2 separate regions of the Homo sapiens genome follow, and region 2 is linked to region 1. Evidence: chromatin loops called from intact Hi-C (ENCODE). Cell type or tissue: tibial artery. All regions are shown on one strand. Links, peaks and the distances in the headings refer to the core of each region. The heading gives the core; the rest is flanking DNA. Region 1 has its middle 100 kb from the start of LINC01738. Region 2 has its middle 7.5 kb from the start of FOXD2.

Region 1 (8,322 bases), core at 290-8,289:
ACAGACCCACACGCACATTACACACACAACACAGTTACACACGCACACTCACCTTCACCTCAGACTCACACACACTACACACACAACACAGTTATGCACACTCACCTTCATCTCAGACTCTCTCACACACTACACACACAACACACAGTTACACACGCACACTCACCTTCATCTCATAGACACACACACTACACACACACAACACACAGTTGTGCACACTCACCTTCATCTCATAGACTCACACACTACACAGAGTGACACATGCACCTCACCTTCTCATAGACTCACACACACAACACAGTTACACACGCACATGCGCACTCACCTTCACCTCACAGACACACACAACACGCACAACACAGTTACACACGCACACTCACCTTCATCTCATAGACTCATACACAACACACAGTTACACACGCACACTCACCTTCACCTCATAGACACACACAACACAGTTACACACGCACACTCACCATCTCATAGACACACACTACACACACACAACAGTTACACATGCACACTCACCTTCACCTCAGATTCACACACACACTACACACACACAACAGTTACACACGCACACTCACCTTCACCTCACAGACTCACACACTACACACACAACACAGTTACACATGCACACTCACCTTCATCTCACAGGCTCACACACACCCACCTACTACAGTTACACACACACACACACACCCCTTCACCCCACAGGCACACACACACACACCCCTTCACCCCACAGGCACACACACACTAAAGTTACACAAGCACACTCACCTTCACCTCACAGACTCACTCACACACACACACACACACACCCCCTGTCATTGCTGTGCCGTTTCATGCTCATGCACAGAGGCCTCACACAATCTCACACTCACCCACACTCAGCTTCACACACATTGCAAGAGATGTCCTCTTGTTCACATGCACACACAGCCTCACACTTGTACACACCTCTCTCAGGTGCCCCCAGTCCGTCTTACTCTCACGGGCACACACCCTACACACCAAGTTCCCTCAGTGCCCCTGGCAGTACAATAAAAGGGACCCGGACATCCCACCTGGTTCCCTGCAGTGCAAACAGCCAGGCCCCGCCTTCCCCGCTCCCCAGAGGGCTGGGCCTGGGAGGAACAGCTCTGGGTGGGATTCCTTACAGGAAAGTGTGTGGCTAGGAAGCCCAGTCCCAGGACACATGCTGGCTGGCTGCTCCCAAACGTGAGCTCTTTATCCTTCCACAGGCTGAAGGCTGATGCTGTTCTTAAGGAGCTCACCCCCACTATCTGCCTCCCACCCACCCTGCCCTGCCCAGCAGGCTGCCAGCTGCCCACCCAAAGGAGGAGAGAAATCAAGCTTGCACCCCCGACCTGAGTCTCAGATTCACACCCACCCTCCCACCTTCCCATGTACCAGAGGTGCCTTCCTGAAAACCCACTCCCAGCATGGCACCCTCAGACCAAACACCATTGGTAGCTCCCATTCCACTACTGGGCAAAACCCAGACTCCTTAACCTGTCATTCTAGGCCCCCCTGACCCCAGCCTCCCTCTCTATCCTCAGCTGATGCTGAAAACTCCCCCATTTCATACACACACACACACACACGCACACACACTTTCAAAAATATCTTCACTTCCTTTGAGGTGATCTTCTCCAGGAATATGGGAGGGAGGCAGCAGCCCCAGCCCCACTCCAGGAGCACAGGGCTCAGTTTCTCCATTTAAACAGAGGGGCTGGCCAGCCATGCATGGCCTATCTTGCAGAGCTAGTGAGAGGGTGCAGTGGCAGTCTTTCAGAAGCTTAAATGGCTGTATACATGGAGGTACCACTTCGTATTACAGGAGCTACTCCCAATAAATTTTCTCTTGAACGACCTCTCTCCTCTGGGCCCTAGACCAGGGCAAGGAGCCCGACTTGGACCTCAGTCTCTGCTGTTTCCTGGCCACGTGACATTAGGCAGGCCCATTCCTCTTTACTCTCTCTGGGTCTCAGTTTCCTATGCGGTAGAATAGCAGGACAGACTTGGACAATCAGTACTGTTCCTTCCATTTTTTATCTTTGTGGGATCCATGGGTCCCTGTTGCAAATGAGGTCAAGGGGAGCGAGCCACAGGAACTCATAGCATTCATTCCCAAATTCATTTATACCTCACTTCACACACAGTCACACATTTGTTCAGCCACAGACAGTAAATGCCAGCCCTGCCCCCCATTTCACATACCAGGCTAGGGACTAGGCACTGAAGCTGTCGCAAGTGAAGGAGGCATTTACCATCCCTGCCGTGGGCACCCACAGTCTACCACGGAAGAAGAGAAACTGAAGAAGTAAATTGCAAATGCACAGAGTATTATGCAAAAGGAAGGAAAGCCACTGAAGTTTGTAATAGACAGAACTCTCCTCTAACAGGGGCAGACAGGGCATCAGGGAAGCTCCCTACCACCTCCTTTTCACCCTGGAAGAAATTATGCTTAAGGGAGACCTGAATGGTGTAAGAGAGGAGTCAGGCAGCAGAAGAAGTCGGGAAGAAATCCAGAGAATGCAGAGAAGGGCTGAGTGGCTGGAGACGGTGAGGAAGGAGGGATGATGGTGAGGGTGGAACTAGACATAGCTTTGGTTGTGGGAAGCTGAGGAAAGTCTCATGTGGCACCTTCTGCGTCTCTGTGAGTAGGGAACAAGGTGTCTTCTGGGTAAGAGGATAGGATGGAAAGGGTGGGTGAAGATCTGAGAAGAGAGAAGAGAATTTGTGTACTTCAACAGAAAGGCTGCAGACTGTGATTGGGTCCTAGCTGAAGTTGGTAACCATGATGTAGAGTAATCCATGATCCTACTCTCTCCCAGACCCCATGCTGAGCACTGGAGCTCATGTGGAAAGGAATTCTCTGAAGACTCCTCTCTATTTGCTTATTTTCATTTATTGGAGCAAGAATGGATGCCTGGCCCCTTCAGAAGCCCAAAGCAGTTAAACAGTCCATTATGTGCAGTTGTACAGGTTGTTCATTGTTCAAGACACCCTGCCAAGAGGGAAATGGTGGCTGAAAAATTCATTTCTTGTTTTGCTCTCCAAGCTATGTGCATTGCCACAGGGCTGTGTCCTTTGCCGGGGGGTGGTGGGGGGCGAAAAGGGCTCCTCTTTTCAATTTTTCCAAAGATACCATCCCCTCTGCAGCAGCCTCACTATGAGCATGCTGGGCAATGCCTGCACAGGGGCATCTTTTCCTAATTCTCACAACATGTGCAGGCACCACAGGTTCTGAGTGAGTCAGGAAAGCTAGAGATGCACTTTCTTTTCAACAGTTCTAAGAAATGAGAAGGTTAGATATCAAGGCATCTCAGCACCTCCTCCAAGAGGGAGGTGTGAGCATAAGCTACAGGCTTTTTGTAGAAAGAAAGCTCTTTGATACCCAGCATGAGGGTCAAAGAAATATGAGCCAGAGAAATATTGCAGTTTAGAGTCCCTCACTGTGAAAACTGAGAGGGAACTCCGGGCCATCTTATTTCATCCCCTCTCTTTTAGATGAGACAGCAGAGGACCAGAGAAGTCACATGGCTTCCCTGAATCACACTGCAGTGTTCAGGACAGTGGCAGGGCTCTCTCTCCGCTGCTGCCTCTGCCAGGCCCATCCCAGGAAGTCCTCATGTGAGCCCCTGAGAGCAGGAGTCAAGCAAGCCTGTCCCTTTCAGGACTCCCAACACACACACACACACACACACACACACACACACCCGCAATTCTGGTGCCCTGGTGGCTGCCTTCAGCGCGGACAAGGGCCAGGCTCTATGTTCACCAGACTGTAAAACTTGGAGCCGCTGAGCAGGCTCCGGAATCTTTCCACACCACCCCTCCCAAGGGATTTCCCAAGGGATTTCAATTTCACTTTGCTTTTATCTAAATATATCCCTGCGCCTTATCTCACAGGAAACAGAGTAGCACCTCTCCCAGGAGACTGAGCAGCCCAGGGGCCATGCAGAGCTTCCCAGGCCAATACTGCTGGGCAGTGGTGGTCTCAGGGGATGGGAAAGACAGAGGAGACAGCCTCAGGCTTCTCACAGGCACCCAGCTACCCCCATCACCACCACCACCTTTCCCCAACATGGACCCAGACCCATTCTCATCCAGGGAAGGACTAATTAGGAAGGGACGCACCAGCTTAACTGGAGACCTGTAAATTTCACAGATGGGTTTTTTGTTATTGTTATTATTACTGTTGCTGATGTTTTTAAGCAATGAGTTTGTTTATTTTTTTCCATCATAGGGATGTTTCTCCATTTTCTTTATCTCTTTGTCTCTGTGTTTCAGAGTGTCTTGGAAACTGGAAGAAAGAGACCACTGCCAGTCAGGGTCACCCAACTCTGAGCAGACAAGGGCTGCCAATATACAGGTGCTTGGGGGGTAAGACCAGAATGCCATATTTGTGACTTAGTCTTTTTAACCTTTTATTGTAAAATAACAGAAAACCATACAAAGCAAACATATCATTTAATGAATCACTCTAAGGTGAATACCTTTGTAACCATTCCCAAGGTAAGAAATAAAGCTGTGTCCGTCACCATAGAAGCCCCTCCAGGTGCCTCCTCTCTCTTCTCCAAAAGTAACCACAAATTCTAACTTTTTTTTTTTTTTTAAACGGAGTCTCACTCTGTCACCCAGGCTGGAGTGCAGTGGCATATTCTCTGCTCACTGCAAGCTCCGCCTCCTGAGTTCACGCCATTCTCCTGCCTCAGCCTCCCAAGCAGCTGGGACTACAGGTGCCCACCACCACGGCTGGCCAATTTTTTAGTAGAGACAGGGTTTCACCGTGTTAGCCAGGCTGGTCTTGATCTCCTGACCTTGTGATCCACCCGCCTCGGCCGCCCAAAGTGCTGGGATTACAGGTATGAACCACCGTGCCAATTCTAACTTTTGTAATTACTATTTTCTTGCTTTTCCTTATAATTTGATCACCTAAATGTACATCCCTAGACACTATCATTCAGTCATGTTCATTTCCTATATTTGATGTCTTTTAGGTCTCTTGTAATCCCCAGCCTTCCACTGCCATCCCTTGCTCTACCTGACAGTTTATCCATGGAAGTACCCTGGCTCTTTGACCTAAAGAGTTTCCAGGCCGGGTGCGGTGGCTCACACCTGTAATCCCAGTACTTTGGGTGGCTGAGGCGGGGGGATCACGAGGTCAGGAGATCGAGACCATCCTAGCTAACACGGTGAAACCCCGTCTCTACTAAAAATACAAAAAATTAGCCGGGCGTGGTGGTGGGCGCCTGTAGTCCCAGCTACTCGGGAGGCTGAGGCAGGAGAATGGCGTGAACCCGGGAGGCGGAGCTTGCAGAGAGCCGAGATCGCGCCACTGCACTCCAGCCTGGGTGACAGAGTGAGACTCTGTCTCAAAAAAAAAAAAAAAAAAAAAAAAAGAGTTTCCATAGTCTGGATTTTGCTGCTAGCCGATTCATGATGCCATTCACCATGTGCTTCTGTCCTGTTTTTCCTTCAAATTGGCAGCTGGATCCAGAGAGTAGATCACACTTAGGCTCAAACCCCTTTGGCAAGATGATCGGTGGAGTTGTGCGCTTTCATCGGGAACACACAAGGTCTGGCTGTGTCTCTTTCTGAGATTGTTGGCAGCCATTGATGTTCAGTGTCTAGCTCCATTAATTCTGTGGGTATTGCAAAGTAGTGGGTGATACCAAATTCTGTCTTTTTTTTTTTTCATTCATTAGTTGGAACACTTTTACTATGACCTGTTCTTGATGTCTTAATTTCCATCATTCAAGGCCATGGATTTGGATCGTGGGAGGAGGAGGATGTCTCAGAGTTGGAAGAGGGGCAATGGCAATGCTGCGACATGTTTAATCTCTGAAATCTCTTAGCAGCTTGGAACATGAGTCCTGGAAGTACCTCAAAGTGAAGTCCACTCCAGTTACCCGCCTAGAACAAGAAGCCACTCTGCAGGCTCTCTAATAATTATCTGTTCAGCCCCTGCTTGCATACTTCACAGATCAGGGAGCTCACTACTTTCAAAGTCAACCCATCTCATCTTTGGGAATATCTGATTATGAGAGGACCTTTTTATAGGCTTTAGAGCCTCCTCCTTGTCCCCTCCTTCAGGGACCCTGCAGAACAGATCTGTTTGCTCTGCCAGGGAACAGCCCTTCAAAGACTCCTCTCCCAGGGAGACTTCCAGCTGCCCCTCTCCCTCTTCCTCCTCTTCTGGCTGTAATTTCACATAAAATCCATAGCTGTGGAGCTGTGGCTGATGTTTGCTCAAAATTCCAAAGCAGGCTTCTCTATAATTTTCAAAAGGCAGACAATCATTTGGAGGCAATAAAGTCCAAGTGTCAAACTCTAATGCCTCATTTCCCATCCCAGTCTCACCACAGCTCATGCCAGCCACGGCAAAGGAAAGCCTATGGGCGGGTCTTCCATTGTGCAAACCCCTTTCACGTTCGAACCAAGAAGCCACATTTCACAGACACCAAGATGTAAGACAGCAGAGATGGATGAGGTGCCCAAAACACCCTCTTCTCCAGGCGCCTGGCAGAAGCAGACAATGTGAATCAAAAATAAAATCAACACAACACAAAAAACATGGGTCAAATTGTAATTGAAAGTTGCTTTTGAAAGAGAGGTCTTGAAGCCATTGTCTTTCCTTTTTTCGAAGCCCCCGATGTCTCCCTTGGTTAATGACATCACTTCCACCCAGACTGTCCAACACACAACCTCAGTCATCCCCAAGGCTTCCCTCACCCTCAGCCCCTACATTCAATTACTCACCAAATCCAGCCATTTGGCCTCAGGAGCATCTCTGCAAACACAGCCTGTACTTTTCCACTTGCTGTGTACTAGCTGTCCCATCAGCCTACAATGATCCACCAGTCACCCATCACTATCTCTGTTAACACAGGCATCCCCAGCCTTCAAAGTTCACCCCACGAGCGTCTATCCCAAGCACCTGTCCTGGATCCTGACCCCCTTCAAAAACAACTGTCTATCCAGCAGACTCTCAGAACTGTATTTCTTGAATAAAATAAACAGATTCATTAATTCCATAAACACTTATCAATCCCCTTATGTGCCAGACACTATTCTAGGCACTGAGGACCTAGTCATAAAAGCAATAGACCCAATCTCTGCTTATTATAATCAGCAGAGTCAGACAATGAAAAAGCAAATAAGTAAATTAGATAGTATATTAGGAAAATGCATGGAGAAAATTAAAACAGGTAAAGGGCTTTTCCTGTGGTGGGGGATAGAACAGAGGGCCTCACTATGAATGTGACATTTGAGAAAAAGTCTTAAAAGAGGTGAGGAAGTAGACCTATGTAGGTATCGGAGTAAATGAATGAATGAGAAAATGAATGAGCGAACAAGCAAAAATAATTGAATATAGTGATGAATGAATGAGAGAATCACTGAATGAATAAGTTAAAGAGTGGATGAGAAGATAGGAATTATTTCTAGTATGCTATAGTGAATTGAATTGGTCAAACTACACTGACTGGAAATAAATCACCAGCTATTTCTGTAACTTCTTGGAGCCTGTTTGGGCCTTGAAAATGTGCCTAATAAACTTGCAAAGTGGTTCCAAGGACCTTTCTTCTCTTGACACGTGCCAGCCTCCAAGGGTTCTGCATGCCACACCCAACTTGCTCACAGCCACAGGGGCTTGTGCCAGGTTGGCAGTGTGAGAACAGCCAGTGCCTCCTTGGAGGGCAAGGCTGCAAAACATGGTCCAGTCTGGCTCCAGCTGGGCTCTTTGCCCATCTGTACAATATACCCTGCCTACTCCTCCTTGAAGGGTTGGTGGGCTCCACATGCCTGGTGACCCTGCTCTGGGATGCAGCAAGTGCCAGGAAAGGGAAGGTGCTATGGTGATTGCCTCTTCAGTCCACAGAGGAAGTGCCAGGGGTCCAAAGACAAATGCCTGTAAGTGATGCTCCCAACCCACTGCACAATCTTGAAGCATTATTATTTAGGCTGCGCAGGGGTTAGAATGGAATACTAAGGACTCTGCTTCTGCTCATCCTTGACTGGTCAGAAATCTGTGAGCAAAAACAGAGAGGCAGGCTGGAAACACTGGGGGAAGCACTGCCCTCAGGAAGGACAGTCATCAGGAGGCAGGATAGCACAGAGCTCGAAATCAGGGTCTTTGAAGGCAAACACAGGTGCAAATCCAAGCTTGGTGGCCTTGAGTCAGCTACTTCACTGCTCTGAGACTCACTTTTCTCTAAAATGGATACAAAAATAAATCCCTTTAAAAAAACCAAATGAGACAATATTTATAAAGCACTGTGCATAATGCTGGCACAGAGTAAACACTCA
Region 2 (8,322 bases), core at 20-8,019, 140 kb after region 1:
CCCAGTCTTCGAGTACTTCCAGCTACAACCCCACAAAAGCAAGTTCTTTAGTTTGGCCTGGGCGGGGACTTTTAGGGAGGGAGCCAAGCCACAGCCCCCTCCCCACTCAGGCTTTGGGAACGTTCTGACCCACTCCCCCACATTGATAGGTTACAGCCCTCCAGCTCCTGTGGGGTGCCCTGCCTCTCCCCACTACCCAGCCCTCATCCGGGCAAGGCTTCCCGGAAAGAAGGCTGGGTGGCTCAGGGTGAACAGAGAGGAGTAAAAAGGAGCTGGGTTAGAGGCTCCCTTTTCCATTTTGTGCCACCCTATCTCAGTGCCCCGGGAGACACAATGGGATGGGCTGAGCTCTGCCAGCTTCAGGCAGCGACTCACCTTCAACCTCATCCACATTCCCCCTTCTCCCCAAAGGAGGTACATTTATGCAAACCGGCAACCAAAACATACACAGAGATTTGGCCACCCCTCCATGGCCCTGCCAGGGAAGGAAAAAGCCCTGGGTCCCACGTGGAAGCCTCTTAGATCCAGAAAGGAAGTGAGCCAAGCTCCCAGTAAGTAGGCAGCTATGGTAGAAGTCCTGAGGCTGCTCCTGAGATGTCTCCAAAGTCCAGCACTGTCCCATCCAGCACCCTTGCTGCAGAGCGACAGCTGAGGGAGGGGCATGAGCTGTTCAGTAGACTAGAGGGAGGAGCTGGGAAGCAGCCACTGACCACAGACCCAGGAGGTGAGTCCAGGCTAACTTTCCCCAGCTCCATTTCTGAGACAGAGAAATGGAGGCCCAGTGGGGATAGGGGGAGTACTTGCCAAAGGACACAGAGAGTCAGCACCCCAGCAAGAATCAGGAATCTTCTCACCTCCTCCCCTTCTCTACTCCCAATATTAGATAAGTATCTTCAGGGTAGGTGCTAAGGTAAAGATCCAGGAGGAGTGGAAAGAGGCACCAAAAAGCCCTGGTAGCTTCCAGAGGTAAGTGTAATTCAGAATTCCTAATGCTACACTTGAGCCTACACACGCACACACATACACACACACACACACACACACACACACACACCCCAAAGCCCTGAAGCTTGGTCAGCATATCTGACCAAGGAAGGAACGGCTCCAACCAAAGCTGCCTGGGACCTGAGTGGCCCAGATTTTCTTTGTTTATTCTTCACTTTATAAAAGGCCTAGAGTCAGGTGGGGTGAGGGAAGCAAGGCTTGGAGCACTCCAGTGGGCCAACTGACAGATAGATTCTCCAACAGACTCACGAAAGCAAAAGAGGCAGGGAAGCCACCACACTGGAAGATCCGAAAACTAGAGACATTCACTGGCAAACTCTGACCATTCCCCTACCCCTTCCTCTCCTCCAAGGGGGTCACTGGCGCTGGACCTTCTGCTCTGCCTAGGGCTAGGAGGAGAATTCGGCCACCTCTCCCAGCCCAGGAACCCTGGGGAAAGTGGAGTGCCAGACGCTCTTGCTAACCTACACTTCTCCCTAAAGCCACGAGCACCTCTCTCACCTAAAGGTGATCTATTCCATGCCTGATTTATCTGGATAATTGTCTGCTATCCTTCACCTTGATCTTGACCTTACTCCTATCCTGCCTTTAGGAAGGAAGGGGCATTCAGAAGCATTGACAGCCCAGGTGACATTTGAGATTTCCCTAGAGACAAGAGGAGATGCTAAGTTTTTAGTTTCCTCAAAATAGCTATACCTTAATGAAAACAAAATTGCAGCAAGGTAGGAGAAACAAGTTCTAGTGTTCCATAGCACTGTAGGGTAGATATAGTTAACAATAATTTATTATATATCTTCAAAAACCTAGAAGAGGATTTCTAACGTTCACAACAAAAAGAAATGATAAGTGTTTGAGGTGAGAGTTATGCTAATTACCCTTATTTGATTGTTACATATTGTATGCATGTATCAAATATCATTCTGCATCCCACAAATATGGGATTTACATACAATTAAATCCCATATTTGTGGGGTTGTAATAATTGTAGTAAATTATTTACTACAATTATTATGCATCAACTAAAAATAAAAGGAAAAGATCTGGACCAGTGTCTATAGTCTATGTTATTTGTCTATGTTAATTATCTATGTTAATTGTCTATGTTAGTGCATAGATGCTGCAGGGTCCAACTTTATATCTAGGATCCTGCTGAGCAACTCTGGGCAAATGCCACCGCTCACCCCCTCTAGACCAGTTTCCCATACAATGTTAGCCTTGGAGACCCTGCAAGCTCTGGCATTTCAGGCTCTACAGCCTGCACCTGCCTCCTTGATGTAAGCCAGTTTTCTGGCAATGGAAGAGAAGACTCCACAGTCACCTAGGACCAGTAGCCAAGACCCTCTGTGTGGTCTAGAGGGGAGGGGGCTAGCAGCACCAGGCCAGAGAACAGGTCCAAGGCCACACAATGGAGCCTCTCAGCTGCTCTGCAATAACCTGGATCCTGACCCCCAGGCAGGCTGCAGGGGCTGGACATAGCGGGAAAGGTAAGAGGTAAGAATCTTGGGAGGAGGGCTGACTGCTCCACTGCTGCCCTCACTGCACTCCATTAGCACCTTCACTTTGTGCTCCATGTTCCCATCCTTGTCTGCAGTAGGGAAGGAAATTGGAAGAAGGATACGTCCTAATTTTTGTTAAGGAACAGAGGAATAGGCTGGGAACTCAGGCAGGGACTCATTCCTAACCCTTCCACTCCAATCCTCTTCACTCACATTTCTCCAGCCTCTGCCCAAGACAGCCAGGGAGACTTACTGTACTCACAGACTCACACTGATACATCACAAGTATACCTTAGCACACACATAGTCATTCATCAATCTTCACCCCTAAGCACATTCTCCTGCACACACTGATGCATATCCATACCCTCTCACACACAAGCATAAACACAGTCACAGTCCCCAAACACCCAGAAGGCACACATCTATGGGCTGTGATACCTGCAGCCATCATGATAAAGTGAAAAGCTACAAACTTAACCCTTAAAACACCAAAGTTCTTTTTTTTTTTTTTTACTTCAAATATGGTGATAGTCGATCGTTATATCTTTCTTTGTTTTCTCAACTACCAAGTTAGATTGCTTGTAATGATGCCAGGCAGAAGTTCACTGCTTGTACCTCCAGGACAATGCCCAGCACACAGTAGGTGCTCACTAAATATTTAAGGAAGGAAAGAAGGAGCCAGACAGGAAAAAGATCTCCAGAGTTGGGGACAAATTAACTCGCCTGTGTTTGAGCATTATCAGGTAACTCCTCAAACAGGAAAACTGTTCTTGGTCACACACTGAGCCCTGACGCTGGGCTTACACATTTTAGATGGTCAGCAGATGGACCAAGGTGAGGGGTGCTCAGATCAGGGGCCGGAGAGGTCGTGTGGCTCATCGGAATCCGGAACCCGCTTCGTAGTTTGTCTGCCCTCGCATTGCAAGACCCACGGGCTTCCAAACAGACACTAGGAACGATCCTCAGTCCTTGCAGATCTTCGATCTGCGATCCTCCTGCCTGCCTTCGGGCTCTGCAGACCATAGCTGGCTGGGGCAGCCGGCACCCAGTGAACTGGGACCAAAGCTGGCCTTAGGATACATATCCTCATACCGTTCGGGTCCAGGGCTCATCTTCCCAGCTGCACAAACTATCTGCTGTGTGACCCCCGCCAGGTAGGTTCCACTCCAAAGTGGAAAGTAGAGCCGTGCTGTCCTCAGAACCCCCAAGCTCCTGCAGTCTGGGTCGAAGGCTAATTCACGCAATAGCCTCACTAGTTGCCCTCTTTGACTATGATGACTGTTGAGGAGGCGAGACCTATCTCAAAAAGATGTATAGGCAACTCAAAGTTGAGACAGGAACCCAAAAGGCCCAGAAGGGGCGTCGGGGAAGGAAGGCGTGGGCCGGGGTGGGGGTGGGGAGGTGGATTCCTCACACTCAACCCGAACCCAGCACATTTGCATCTGAACGGGATGGGGCATCTAAGCCCAGGAGTCCGAACTGCACAGACACCTGCTGGGGGAGGGGGTCGCGAATCGAGGGTCCTCTGTAAGCACCGGTGAGTTAATGTGAACAATAAAGTCCACTCCTGTACCCTCGGCCCTTACCCCACCCTCCGCCACCACACACACACCGGCAGTGTCTACACAGATAACTCGAAATGCACTTTTCAGGTCTGCAGTGATTTTTAGGAATCAAAAGGACGGATTTGAATTTTTTGTTCCCCCAATGATTCGCCCTTTCCAGAACTAAGATCCATGCAACTGCAATTCCAAAGATCCTTCTGCCTGCGTAGACAGAAATGCCCCAGAGATGAAAGCAGCCTGAGGCAACTTTCCAACACCTAGAGAACTGAGCACAGATCTCCAATGCCCGGGCTTCCCGCGGTGAAACGCGCGGAACCCCTGTAGCGGCATCGGAGCGCATCCTTCCCAGCCGAGCGCACTTGCGGGGTCTGATGAAAACCCCTCGGAAGCCGCGTATCTCTTAAATAACCCAGCAGGGAGTGGAGTGGCAGTAAAGCCTGGGACTCGGTTACCGACTCCGGGACGACGAAATTTCGGCGAGGAGGCTAGCGTGCCGGGAGGAAGGCACCGGGTAGAGACCCCTGCTGCAGGAGAAATGCAAAGTCGCGGACAGCGAGCGACTTCCGCTCAGAGTCCGCGTGGAGCGAAAAGACAGCGCTCCGCAGGGACCCAGGACTCGAGGCTGAGAGCAGAGGGAGCGCCAGAAACAACCCAGAAGGTGACGGTGCGGAGTGCAGCACCGGGGCGCTGCGGAGGAAACCGCCTTCCTTCCCCACTAGTCCAGCAGTCCGAAGCCTCCAGGCCTCCGGAGCGGCCTCAGCCTCGAGCGGCAGCTCTCGCTCCGCTACGGAAGGAGGCGGTGCCCGCTCCGCCCTGCGCCGCGCCGCGCCCACTAGCCCGCGGAAAAATCCGTTCCCGAAACTAGAGCTGGAAACCTCTGTCCTGTCTACAGGTTCTCTGCTGGTACGTGTCTGCGCCGACCTTAAAGAACAGAGTAATTCCGCTCCAAAAAACCCAATCAACATTTGTTTTGCTCACAAACGCTTTAGGAGGATGAGTTATCCTGCCCGACCACTGCCCATCTTTAGTTTTCTTTCAACGTTTCTCCAGAGCGCCAAACCTCAGAGCGTCAGCCACAGAGACAAATGTGGGCTGGATGTCATCTTCCTGGTTGGCCCTCCTGAACGCCTCCCCAGGCCCCAGCCTACACAACATTTTGACGCGCGTATCGGAATTAAGTTAGGCGCAAACCCAAACTGGCCCCGCTTTTCTTTGGCTTGATGCATAGTGTTCGAAATAAACTCCGAATTCGGTCCGTAAAGACTCTAGGCGAGCTGCCTCCTCCCAACTTCTCCTAAGCACGAAACCTTACGAGGCACGCTCCACACACAAAATCTTTTCTCCCTTTCTCTTACAAGGTCCTTCGTTTAAACAGCGTCGGCGCCTTTATTCGCCTGACCCTGTGCGCAGGAAAACCCGCCTGGTCGGTCATTGTCTGGTCCGCGACTGCCCCCGCCCCCGCCCCAATCAGTGTCACAAAACGCCCCTTTCAACAGATTCCAAACCCTCTTCACCCGGGCTCACCGAGCCTTCAACTTCATTAAGTGCGCGCTGCGGCGGCGCTGGAGGAGGCGAAGTTTAAATAAACCGGAGCGGAGAGGGAGGAGGGGTGGGCCTGGGGAGGGTTGCTAGTTGAAGGGGGGAGAAAGAAGTGTTTTTGAAAAGGGGAAAAAAGTCATCAGGGAAAAAGCGCTTTGTAACCACGAAGACGCGCCCGCTGTGGCAAGAGCAAATTGGATATGGAGGGGAAGTGTCCGCCCCCACCTCAACTCCGGCTCCTGGGTGGTCCGAGGAGCCCCAGGAGAAAGAAAGAAAGATGGGGAGGAATAAGCGGTGAAAAGAATTAACCGCTTTAATTGGGCTGCAAGAGAGAAGTGCGGAGAGTCTCACCGATGTGCTTCGATCACCCAAACCAAATACCCTTCAATAAAATAAAATGTCTGCTCTTAGCGGCGGCTGAAAAACGTACGTCAAAGTTTCAGAATCAAGGCTGTTCTTCACAGCCCTAGAGAGTAAATCTACAAGATGAGGGAAATTCGCCCGGAAAGACCCCCTCCCCTTCCTTGTGGCCTCGGGCCTCCCGGCGCTGGATGAAAAGGAATGAAATTGAACGAAATTGAACGAAATGAAGTGAAATTGACCAGTGAAATTCGCCAATTTTCTTTCCCTTTAAACTGCCCGCTCTCAGCAGCACTCTCTGAACCCCAGGCCGATTTCCTACCTTCTTTTTTTTCTCACCTTAGAGAGATGAAGGTATGCCCTGAATATTTTCTTATTATTGTCACTGATTGTTGGGGCCTGCAGGGCAGCAGAACCTCAGTTCCCTCCACCCAAGCACAGACGGAACCTACAGGAGCCCCTCCAGATGGGATAGCCTGTTTCTCCTCCCAGGATGCCTAGTGAGCCTCCTTAAACTGAACACCCACCCTATGCACCCATAGTTTGGGAGGAGTCACCCATTAGGCCCTTCCAGTCAGGAGGAATTAAAAAACATCCAGGAGGATTCTACCATACAAATCCTGAAACTCCCTCATCCTTTGCCTTGAAGTCCAGATCCCAAATGGGCCCTTCCCAGCTCCTAACAGGTTCCCCACAAAGACAACCTAAAGGAGCCCCAAACTCTAAATACCCTCCCTTCTTCTCTGCCTTCAGCATCTGGAGCCTTGGGAGCTCCCGCAGCAATTCCCTTTCTGGGTATTTTTCAAGGCCAGCTGGGCATCAGTGGCTTCTCTCTGACTCCCGGTCCTCAGACCGCAATCTTCTCTGGCTCAGGTCTACCCTTCTTGGCCCACTGAGAAACTGGGGTCTGAGTCATGGGTCTGGAGCTCCAAGATCCCTAGAAGCCCCTATAAGGGTACATCTCGCTCTTGTTCCCCAGCCCTCTTTTTTCTACCTTTTCCTGATATGGATCCTCCAACACACAGACACCAAGCAATATGCTCAGATAAATTCACACACACACACACACACACACACACACACACACACACACACACACAAGGGTCTGCTGCTTCTCCTATAAATAGCAGTTGTGGAAGTATCTCATCCAACTATCCACCATCAGACATAATTCTTGCTGACTTAATTTTCTCCTCTAAAGAGGAAAAACCAATTAATAAATCTTTTACGTAAACCTCCGATCTAATATCTGGGAGTGACATATTCATTGTAAATGAGATCACATAGCTACAAAGTGCTTTACTGACAGCGCACACACACACACACACACACACACACACACATGCTCACTTGTGTGGGTGCATGTTCCTTCAGTCACAGTCACCCTTCCTCAAGTGAAAATAAACAAAATTAAACTCAGAGACATTTAAGTAGACGAAGCAACCAGCCAGAGACCTTCATCCCAGTATCAGCAGAGGTTTCTCCCTTTATACCATCCAACCTAACCTTACTTTGCCTGGACCATTTGATAAAATGGTGGGAAGGTGGCCCACTCCGTTTGACCTCCCTCCACTTCCACAGTCTCTCAACAAGGAGAGGGTTGCCTTGCCTCTGGCAGAGGGACTGCGTGTACTCTTTGCACCTTGAGCCTCATCTCTTCTCCACTGGTGAAGGCGATGAGAGACTTGGGAACCCCAAACAACCCTTCCCCAGCTCTGGTGTGTTCTTCCCACCCTAATCCTGATTTTGACACCCTTTCTACAGTGGTCTCAGTCCTCCACCTCTTCCTTCTTTTCTACTATTGCCAGCTGCAGGGATCCTAGCTGAAGAGGCCTGTGTGGCTCACCTCTCTCAAGTTCCCTGCATCTGGGTCTCTGACCGTGTCTTCTTCCTTCTCTGTCTGTCACTTCATCTCCCAACCCTTGCCCTCAACATGTGTCTGTTTTCTGTGAAGTCTACACTGCCTCTTCTTGCACCTCTGTTTCTCCTCTCCTATAATCTCACTGGAATATATAGAGAAAAGAGCTAAGCAATCATCTCTGCTTCACCCAAAGATCACCTCTCACTCAACACACTGGCAAGTCTGGCCACTGGGAGTCCCAGGCATAGGCAGAGAGCTGGGAGACTCAATGGGTTTATGGAAGACTCCAACCAGACCAATGGATTTGTACTCAGGCAGTAGCTTCCAGCTATGAGTCTTGCTCACGGGATGGGAAGTTTTACCTTGAGTGTTACTCCACTGACTCTTTCATTCAGCTCATAGTGCCCCTCTAACCCTCTTGGGCTGGAGGAAAGAAAGGTTTCACAGTCCCCAGTCCAAGCCTTTTACTCTGTTACATGTGTTAGGGGGTGGC

What was found. Peaks named below come from ENCODE experiments on the same cell type or tissue, not always from the same donor. Only the 100,000 strongest peaks of a DNase experiment are listed, where the experiment ranks them.
Region 2: it touches region 1 in a loop (2.3-fold over the local background); 9 of 110 quality-filtered maps call a loop at or near these places.

Annotation. Positions count from the first base shown.
Region 1 is chr1:47,583,816-47,592,137 of GRCh38, reverse strand. No RefSeq gene overlaps it. Among named protein-coding and RNA genes, the nearest start is that of LINC01738, 100 kb to the left of the region's middle. RefSeq lists an enhancer at 1,112-1,652. In tibial artery, for the core only: a CTCF peak has its summit at 3,714; DNase peaks (open chromatin) are centred at 1,177, 1,517 and 7,817; H3K27ac peaks cover 1,962 bases.
Region 2 is chr1:47,441,383-47,449,704 of GRCh38, reverse strand. No RefSeq gene overlaps it. Among named protein-coding and RNA genes, the nearest start is that of FOXD2, 7.5 kb to the right of the region's middle. RefSeq lists an enhancer at 3,010-3,510. In tibial artery, for the core only: no CTCF peak of the experiment used is centred there; no DNase peak of the experiment used is centred there; H3K4me3 peaks cover 1,150 bases; H3K27me3 peaks cover 7,217 bases.